Regions from separate parts of the Homo sapiens genome. Here all the other regions are linked to region 1. A link is a contact called in ENCODE Hi-C data. All regions are on one chromosome and are shown on one strand. Each heading gives the region's core, a stretch centred on a gene start or an enhancer-like site at or near the end of the contact. The rest is flanking DNA. Distances are from core to core; before and after follow the strand shown.

Evidence for each region. Hi-C counts contacts between places; a loop is a spot of excess contacts on that map. Pooled maps may share reads with other maps.
Region 2: a pooled map shows a loop between it and region 1 (12-fold over the local background). The contact joins two enhancer-like sites. A Hi-C loop is called at or near these places in 12 of 37 single-sample maps with no recorded cell type and 4 of 50 pooled maps.
Region 3: a pooled map shows a loop between it and region 1 (15-fold over the local background). The contact joins two enhancer-like sites. A Hi-C loop is called at or near these places in 4 of 37 single-sample maps with no recorded cell type and 4 of 50 pooled maps.

The regions. Positions count from the first base shown.
Region 1 is chr7:120,400,898-120,403,825 of GRCh38, forward strand. All of the region lies in intron 1 of KCND2 (potassium voltage-gated channel subfamily D member 2), which reads left to right. Among named protein-coding and RNA genes, the nearest start is that of KCND2, 130 kb to the left of the region's middle. Within about 2 kb of position 1,679, at least 5 of the 41 ENCODE cell types and tissues checked have a DNase peak (open chromatin) inside an H3K27ac peak, as active enhancers do.
Region 2 is chr7:121,371,079-121,374,006 of GRCh38, forward strand. It overlaps FAM3C (FAM3 metabolism regulating signaling molecule C), which reads right to left. Exons shown (of 10, transcript NM_014888.3): 4 at 1,032-1,061; 5 at 222-345. Among named protein-coding and RNA genes, the nearest start is that of FAM3C, 24 kb to the right of the region's middle. RefSeq lists an enhancer at 1,850-1,899. Within about 2 kb of position 1,558, at least 5 of the 41 ENCODE cell types and tissues checked have a DNase peak (open chromatin) inside an H3K27ac peak, as active enhancers do.
Region 3 is chr7:121,179,051-121,181,978 of GRCh38, forward strand. All of the region lies in intron 16 of CPED1 (cadherin like and PC-esterase domain containing 1), which reads left to right. It overlaps LOC124901735 (a long non-coding RNA gene), which reads right to left. Exons shown (of 3, transcript XR_007060494.1): 3 at 1-1,614. Among named protein-coding and RNA genes, the nearest start is that of WNT16, 150 kb to the right of the region's middle. RefSeq lists enhancers at 1-100, 1,470-1,699. Within about 2 kb of position 1,566, at least 2 of the 41 ENCODE cell types and tissues checked have a DNase peak (open chromatin) inside an H3K27ac peak, as active enhancers do.

The DNA of each region.
Region 1 (2,928 bases), core at 429-2,928:
ATTAAGTGTTAATTGATTGTGAATAAAGAGGGTCAAATTAAATGAGCACTGCATGTACTATTAAAAAAAAAAAAGAAGAAGAAGACCTAAAGTGACCATGGGGCACTCTGGTAACTTCTCTGATTCTGTGCCTCTTAGATTTGTGAGGTCAGCATGAGTAGAAGGTAAAAGACAAATTTGGTAATATGGACAGATTACAGGACAGCCTATGGATCCAGTGTTCCAATTGGACTGCATTTGGTGTCACTATCCCATGGTTCAAACTGAGAGAAAAGCAGGGAGCAAAAAATCTAGGACAGATAGCACGGTAGCATCTCAAGATACAGACCATGCAGCTGTACTGACATCAAAAAACGGCCTGAGTGTGACATCTAATCTCAAGACAAACCTGTCTTTTTTCAGTTCCTATTTTAAGCTGCCTTTTTCATGTTAGTAAATGGGAACTAGGGAAGTATGTGCTGTTCCCAGAGTTAGATATGCTTTTGAGGTACTGCCCATTGTGGAAAGTTACATCTAAAACATTTATACTTTCTAATTCACCATAAAACCTTTTAAAAATACTGTACAAATTTATGGACTCTGAGCCAGTTCTACTAAATCAGTATTTCTAGGGAGCACACAGTGGGAATCCATATATATGAGCTATTTAGGTGATTTTGATGATTGACCAGGTATGGGAGCTGTGGCTTTCAAAAGCTTTGATAGATATTTCATTATTAGAAATATTACTGTGTTTATAAGGCGTCAGTCCTCTTCCCCCCATCTTTAGCCACACATTTCTGCCTCTGACACAACTCTTCTCCTCATCTGTTGTCTTAGTAGCCTTCTGTCCAAAATTATCTTGTTGTAGATTTGCTTTGTTATTCTATCCCTTTCCTATAGTAGCACTTTCCTGTATTCAGTTTTCCATCAATTTTGAGTCTAAGACTTATTTTTCTATCCTTTCTTTCTCTCTGAATAACTTATATCCTAAAGCACATTGAAATTGCATGTCATACTGTTATACATACCCCACCACTCTTTTTAAGTATATCCTCATTGGTAGTACATCAGCTGGGCTTAATTTCTAAAAACAAAATTAGGGCCCGATGGCTCAATATTTCTGAATAAGTAACCAAAATTGTTATTGTTATAAGAATGTAAGAAAAGGGTGACAAAATGGTGAATTGCTTTAACAAACGGAAAATGAGTTCAGAATGAAGCAGAATGCCTAAGACATTTTACATCTTGACTTGTTTTAACAAGATTCTAATGCTTTGTATTTCATTTATAGAATAGTTATAGCTTCCCATTGGCTCTGTGCTCCCATTTACTCAGCTACTGTAAATAATAGCCATCAGCAAAGCTTTTGAAATCTTCAGATGAAAGGAACTTAAATTAAGGAAGCTTCCCATGTGCATCCCTTCCCCCACAAAAAAGGATGCTAAGAAAACAAAGAACGGGGAGTACAACGGAATGATTGTAGTAACTGAATGCATTCCAGCTTTTGAAAACGATAAACATTTATTTTCTGACCTAAGTGTTGTTGTTTTTAATTTTTTTAACTTTTTTTTCTCAGTTGAAGCAGGCGATAGTGGATATTATCTTAAGATATGAAAGATATTGAAGGAGGCAGTATCAAGTCAGTTACACTATGTGGATTAATGTTGCAGTAGTTTCTTTCTTTGGTTATTGCCAAGCTAGTTGCTATTTTCAGAGTATTAGTCACATGCTTCTGTACCTGAGAGTGAAATTTTTCATTTCCCTCTAAAGATGATTCATTTTGTTTCTTACAGGAAGAACTTTGATAATAAATTCCAGTGTACTTTTAAAAATGTTCCCAGGGACTTAAAATGAACCTGCAAATATTTAATTTTATATTATCTTTTTGACATAGTTTGCTTACATAATCTACATATTTTGAATAGATGATTAGACCAAGGGAGCTTGCAGTAGATAAGGTTAAAATCTTAATGAAGATTAAACATCTTCTTTTAAAATCTCCTTATATTATTACTGTTGAGTGACAGAATAGATATTCAATCCTTTAAGCCAAGAATGTATAATGGGACTGGTATGTAATAAGTAAACTTGGGAAGCATAACTGGAAATACAGAAGATACTGAACTTACATAACAATGTGTCTGAACTTTAAACGTTTTTGCTTTCCACAGTCTGGCTTTCTCTCCTGCATTGTCCATATGTAAAGATGACTTAGCCAAAGCTCCCAAGCTCCCAAGAGTTGACAAATTCTCCCTTCCAGGGATTAACCCAAACCAAATTATAATATCTTAATCCCAATTCCAAGTTCCTAAAAGAGAGAATTTGTGACTGAGAGAAGAGGATACTCTTCTCCCTCTGCCAGCTAAGAAGATGTCTGAAGAGATGGCAGCTACAGATTGGCCCAGAAATTTAGTCAAATCACCCTATTATTCATGTTTTTTTTTTTTTTCTTTTATAGACAGAGTCTCCCTCGGTCACCCAGGCTGGGGTAAAGTGGTGCGATCATGGCTTACTGCAACCTCTGCCTCCCGTGTTCAAGCAATTCTCCTGCCTCAGCCTCCTGGTAGCTGGAATTACAGGCGATGGCTACCAGGCCCGGCTAATTTTTTTTTTTTTTTTTTTGGTCTTTTTAAAAGAGGCAGGGTCTCATCATGTGGTCAGGCTGGTCTCAAACTTCTGACCTCAAATGATCCACCTGCCTAGGCCTCCCAAAGTACTGGGATTACTGGCATGAGCCACCATGCCAGGTGATTTTTTTTTTTAACGTAAGACTTATAATTGAAAACAATTTCACATTCAAATTTTTAATTTAATTAAAACAACATGAAATACAAGTAAATAATTTTGGGGAAGAAAATACATTTATATAACAACACATATGTCTAATTTTATTGATCAGAGTGACATTTTAAAATGTTTTTTCCAGATATAAACAATGACTGTTTT
Region 2 (2,928 bases), core at 308-2,807, 970 kb after region 1:
TAAAGCCGAATAAGTGTTACGTTCTTAGTCACTCTCTAATATAAAATTTAAGAACTTTAAGGTCCCTTGAATTCATGAGAAAAAAACTACATAACAAAAATGGAAATCACTTTCCATTAATAAAGTATACCGAACACATTTTCAAAATATCCATTAAACTCAGGTTCAATTGGCTGCAATTTAATAGCACACCTTATCGTCTCAAGTCAACAAAGACTTACACATTATCTTCCAGGCAGATTTTGGGTCCCACCACGTTGGCTGCTCCACTTGCCATTTTAAAAGCAAAATGCTTCTCAGGGCAAGCTTTTGAGATCCCACACTTATATCTGGGAGGCTTTGTAGCTTTGGGGGAGAAAACATGATGTCTTTTTTTAGAAAACAAGTTAACAGACTTTACCTCACTTTACTTCAAATCTCAAACCACAAAGAGCATTAAGAAAAACATCAAGATACACGTATCTTAAAATACAAGCTAATTTGTTCCCCTGAGGGTTTCAAAGAACCTCAAAAAATTTTTTTAAAAAAAAACAGCAACAAAGAAACCCACAACAGACACCAGATCTTCCTAGGAAACAAACTAATAATGGATGCAAATGAGTCAAGTAATATGATCTGCATTAGGGCAAATATATTTTATCTAACTATGAGTTTATTTTTAAATTTTAGGATGTGGGGGGTTCTGAATGTTACTTTGCACTTCTAGTCCATATATGCACAAAAAATCGTCACCTCCAGGATAATTAAAAAAGGCCTAATGTTCCATTGACTACCTTGCCCATGTACACTCTTAACTCCTTCTCACACCAATTTCTGTACTTATAATAACGGAGCTAAAAAACACAAAATATCCATCATGAATAATTGCCAAAAATATTTGGGCTGTCCAATCAAATAGCATCCTCATAACTTTAAAAAGCAATTTCTAAAGCAGTTTTTCCTCATACTGAACTACTGACACTTTGAATATAAGCTCTCATATGCCTAAGGCAGAATAAATCATACATAAAATATTGAGATGAAATACTTACAACGTGCAGCTGTGTCCAATGCTGATCTTGCTGAAAAAAAAAAATTACTTTTGTTAGAAGGAATGAGTCTATTGGCAAGTATCCACTTTTAAAATATATTTAGGTCCACAAAAATAAGTGTTCAAATAATGATTCAGTATACAATAAAACATGAATATCACTTAAGAAAAAGTGAGAAAGTAACTTCACACTGTACATTCATTATAAACTATTAAATAATTATGGAGGATAGTATTTTACTACTGATAAAACATTTTATTTTTCCCTTACCATTTTGTTTTGAATTTTAGTTACTATATATTTAAATTTCAATCAGGAAGTTACTCTACAAACTTACCTTTCAATGTTTATAAATATAAATTTGGTGAATATGATGGTGTTTAAAAGTTGTTGCTGCTGTATGGTGTTGTACAGATACGCAAAGAAAGCCCCAGAGAATATACATGAATCTATCTTAGTGGTGAGGTTAGGAGATTGCGAGGGCCAGGGAGGGGGATGAGGAAGATCATTACTAAAAGATTTACAATTTATCAGTTCAAGGAATCCATGAGGTCAAATCTTAATTTGAATGTAGTAGTTCTCAACCTGACCATCTATCATAATTATAGTAGGGCTTTTTAAAAGCACTAACATCTGATCCCAGCCCAGGAGATTATAACTCAGATCATCAGAGTATTGTGGACAGCCATTTCCTGATTTGACTAATAAGTATGCAGTGTGATAAATGTTAACCAGCTGTCTTGCTATAAATAGTCACACAGTTTTTAGTTCTGTACTATTTTAGATAATTGTGAACTTCCTGTAGGTCCAATACTCCAACTAGTAAGCTGAAAGTTAAAAGATTGTATTGAAATGTTTAAAAAGAGGAAAATGACCAAGTAAATAAAAGCTCATTAACTCAATAGAACACTCAGTAGAATATTATGCACCATTAAAGCCATAAAGGTAATATAATAACATTGAAAAAGCTTAATGCCCAGAACAAAGCAGAAAAGAAACCTTATCTACACTTTACTGGGATATAATTTTGGGAAAATCAGTTTTTTAAGTATTTTAAGTACTTAAAGTCAGGATTTTAACTACTTAAAATCAGGATTTTAAGTAAATAACATCACCTCCATTTAATTTGTGTAACAGTAAGGGGAGTAGATACTTTAAGGTGAAGAAACTCCTGTGAAAGACTTTTCTTTCCAGAAGAAAGCTCATTTTTATCCAATACACATCAAAATCAAAAGCCCTGTACTAAGTCTGCAATTCTGAAAACATTAGCACCTGGTGGCCAAACAGGTACATTAGTTTTCATAAACAGCTGTCCAAGTATAGAATACAGGTACAACATACAAACACCAAAATCCCTCCTCTCCTACAACTATTTTCCCCTCAAACTACACTGATAGCTTCAATGCTTAATTTCTTTCTGCATATACACTTCATTTCATGGAACAATAATAAACATTTGTTATTGCATTTCATCAATGAATGTCCTTCAGTAAGTCGGGCTAATGAATCAGAACTATTTTGCACTTTAGTTGTTAATAATGTCTCAAGTAATTTATGTATATACTATATACCAATGGTTTAAATCTGAAAAGGTAAAAATAAATAAATTCAATAGAACATTAAGTATTTATGGCCGGGTGCAGTGGCTCACGCCTGTAATCCCAGCACTTTGAGAGGCTGAGGCGGGTGGATCATGAGGTCAGGAGATCGAGACCATCCTGGCTAACACGGTGAAACCCCATCTCTACTACAAATACAAAAAAAAAAAATTAGCCGGGCGTGGTGGTGGGCAGGGAGAATGGCGTGAACCCGCGAGGTGGAGCTTGTGGTGAGCCGAGATTGTGCCACTGCTCTCCAGCCTGGGCGACAGAGCAAGACTCCGTCTCAAAAAAAAAAA
Region 3 (2,928 bases), core at 316-2,815, 780 kb after region 1:
AAGCTGTACCGTGTTTTGGAAACCAAAAGTGAAAGATGTTTCAAAATGGAGTGATCAGTGAAGTCAGGCCCTGAAGGAAAATGATGGGGTATGGGTGTTAGGACTATGAGCCAACCTGTTGGCCTAGTCATTTAGAAGGTTAGAGACCTTAAGATGAACTGTTCCCCTAGAATGGTGAGGGCAGACGCTAGGCTGCAAGCCTAAGAAATTAATAGCTGTGGAATTAGTAGCTGTGGATATAGATATACTCTGTAAGAAGTTTGGCACTGAATGAAATACAGAGTGATGGTTGGAGTAAGTCAAGCAAAGCATGTCAGGAAGTATCCAACTTAACATAGACCTTTATATCCTAGTGTATACATGTAATAAATTTAAAGGGTAGGGAGGATTATTCTGAAGATAAATTTATTCCCCAGACCTTGCTGAAGTACTATCACAATAGTGTGCAGAATGGAACGTTTCTGGCATATTCTTCTAAGCAGAAACAGAAGTTTTTTTCATGTGTCTATACCTTTAAGCCTTTAATTATGAAAATCACTTTATTTTGTTCATATTCTCATTTGATTTTCTATTGTTTACATGAATTGAAATGTGTTCAAATGTTTAAGATTTAGGATGAATAACAGCTCAATGGTAATGACTTATAAACCCAACATAACAGTTTATAGTTAGCTTCTTAGTCAACATGTATTAAAGGTCATTGTTCCTTAGCCTTGCCCCAAAGTAGTAAGGGAAGTAGTACATTTTAATTAGTATAAGACAAAGACAAATAAATTATATTGCTTTGATAGTCTGAAGTTTTGTTAGTAACCATTTAATGTTTTAAATTATTCACAATTTATAATACCTTGCAGTTTTTTAAGGGAAAAAAATGAAACTAACAATGATTGCACTGTGTTCTGTGATACACACTGGGATCTAAAATTTCACATTTAAAGTATAAAACTGATTTACTGTTATGTTTTTCTTTTTATTGTATGACTTTCACAAAGTACACATCATTTGACTATTCTCTCAGTGAATGAGATTGCTTGGATTTTCAGAATCTTGGAATAGTATCACATGGTGGTCCCAAAGACCAGATGATAGGTAGCTTTCTTCCTGACAAATTCCCAACACTTGGGCAAACTGCAAGAGATGTGTGTGATGATTCTTAAAGTGACTCATTATATTTTCATGTGAGTAGATTATCGCACTGCAGGAGAGACAAGTGTTTTCAGCTGATGGCCTATTTTACCTTTTTCCTATGTTTTAAAAGGTAACACACAAATGGATTCCGAAGATTTTAGAAATATATTTTTTCTTGGAAAATATCAACAATGAAATAAAAATAGACTTTTAATGTGGTAGCTAATTTGATTTTCTTTAAAAAAATTCTGAGGCTCTTAGTTTTTCTGCATTATCCTTTGAAGCCAATGGGACAATAATATCCTGAAATAATTATTTTAATACATCATGGAATTCATGACAAAATCTAGAATTACGTGATACATTATCTGTACACTCTTGTCTCCAGGGTTCTCTCAGTGGGTCACACCTTGGCACACACTTTCTGTTCTTCTTTCATATACTATTATTAGCCCGAGATTTTCATGCTCCATCAATTTTTCTTTGCTACACAATGGAGAAGAGAAGAGAGAACAGGAAGAGACTTAAATGCACCCTTTATGACAGGAACAGAACATGATTTTTAGATGATCTACCTATAGGCTTTAAAATTAATACCTCACCTCCAATACTTCCAGCGTAGCCTGAGACATGGAAGGTGGTTACTTTTAAAACTAAAAGTAATGTTCTTAGTTACTTTTAGGACTAATGTGATGATTAGCTGGGACATGTCTTAGCATTCTCTGACAGGATCGGATCAGGGTGGTCAGCCAGGGTTGAAACTGTGACTGTATGACATTTGATTTGGGCTTCATTTCATCTCTAAATGGACTTGAGGCTTTTTCACAAAATAATATTTTAAACTATAATTTTTCCATCATGTTCAAGAAATAGTCAACAGTAAGGGTTCTACTGTACTCAAGGAAACTGTATGAGATGAAGTGTGATGATTCTTAAATGGATTTATTGTGTTTTTGTGTGAGAGATGATCATACTGCAGGAGAAACAATGGTGTTCAGCTGAGCTTGTTTTATATATTTGTAAAAGGTGAATGGTTTCCCCAGTTTGCTTGACATGCAAGTATATTCTTCAGACAGTCTGTAAGGTTTACAAGCATTTCACTCACCATCTAAGAATAAAGAATATTCCACGCAGAGGGAACAATACAAAAAATACCCTGTAACTTGAAGTTTCCAGTAGCTAAAATTTTGAAATATTTACTTATCAGTTGGTAAAGAATGACTGTCCCCAGGAAAATTAAATCATATTAGAATCTCAATTGTTTTTTGGATGGAATTAAAGATATTTGTTTGAAATACATTTCTCAAAAAATATTGCTGTGATCTGTACATAAATACGTTATTGATTTTTAAAGATGTTTAAAAAATTTATATGTCAGCAAGATACCATAAAAATTCCTCTTTAATTTTCTAAGAGATGGTCATCATTTCTTAACCAAAATATCACCTTGACTAATATTAAAAGTTTGCAAATATTGTTGTTTGCATGAATAGATTTCTAACATTTTAGTCAACCTTTAGTAAAATTGTTAAAACCTATATCATCCATAAGTATGAGAAAGGTTCAATTATTAAGTTCCTTTTACAAATAAGAAAAATAAAACAACACAGAGTGGTTGAGTGACTTTCCACAGGTCACACACCTAGTTCCTGGCAAGGCTGGCATATTATTGTCAGATAACTCTAAATCAAGGAATATTAGATGCATATTAATTGGGCATATTGTAGTCTTACAACTTTTAATATGGTTCTGAGTTAGATATTCTTAGAGGAAACTAGTACCTGGAAATTTAAAAGTCAC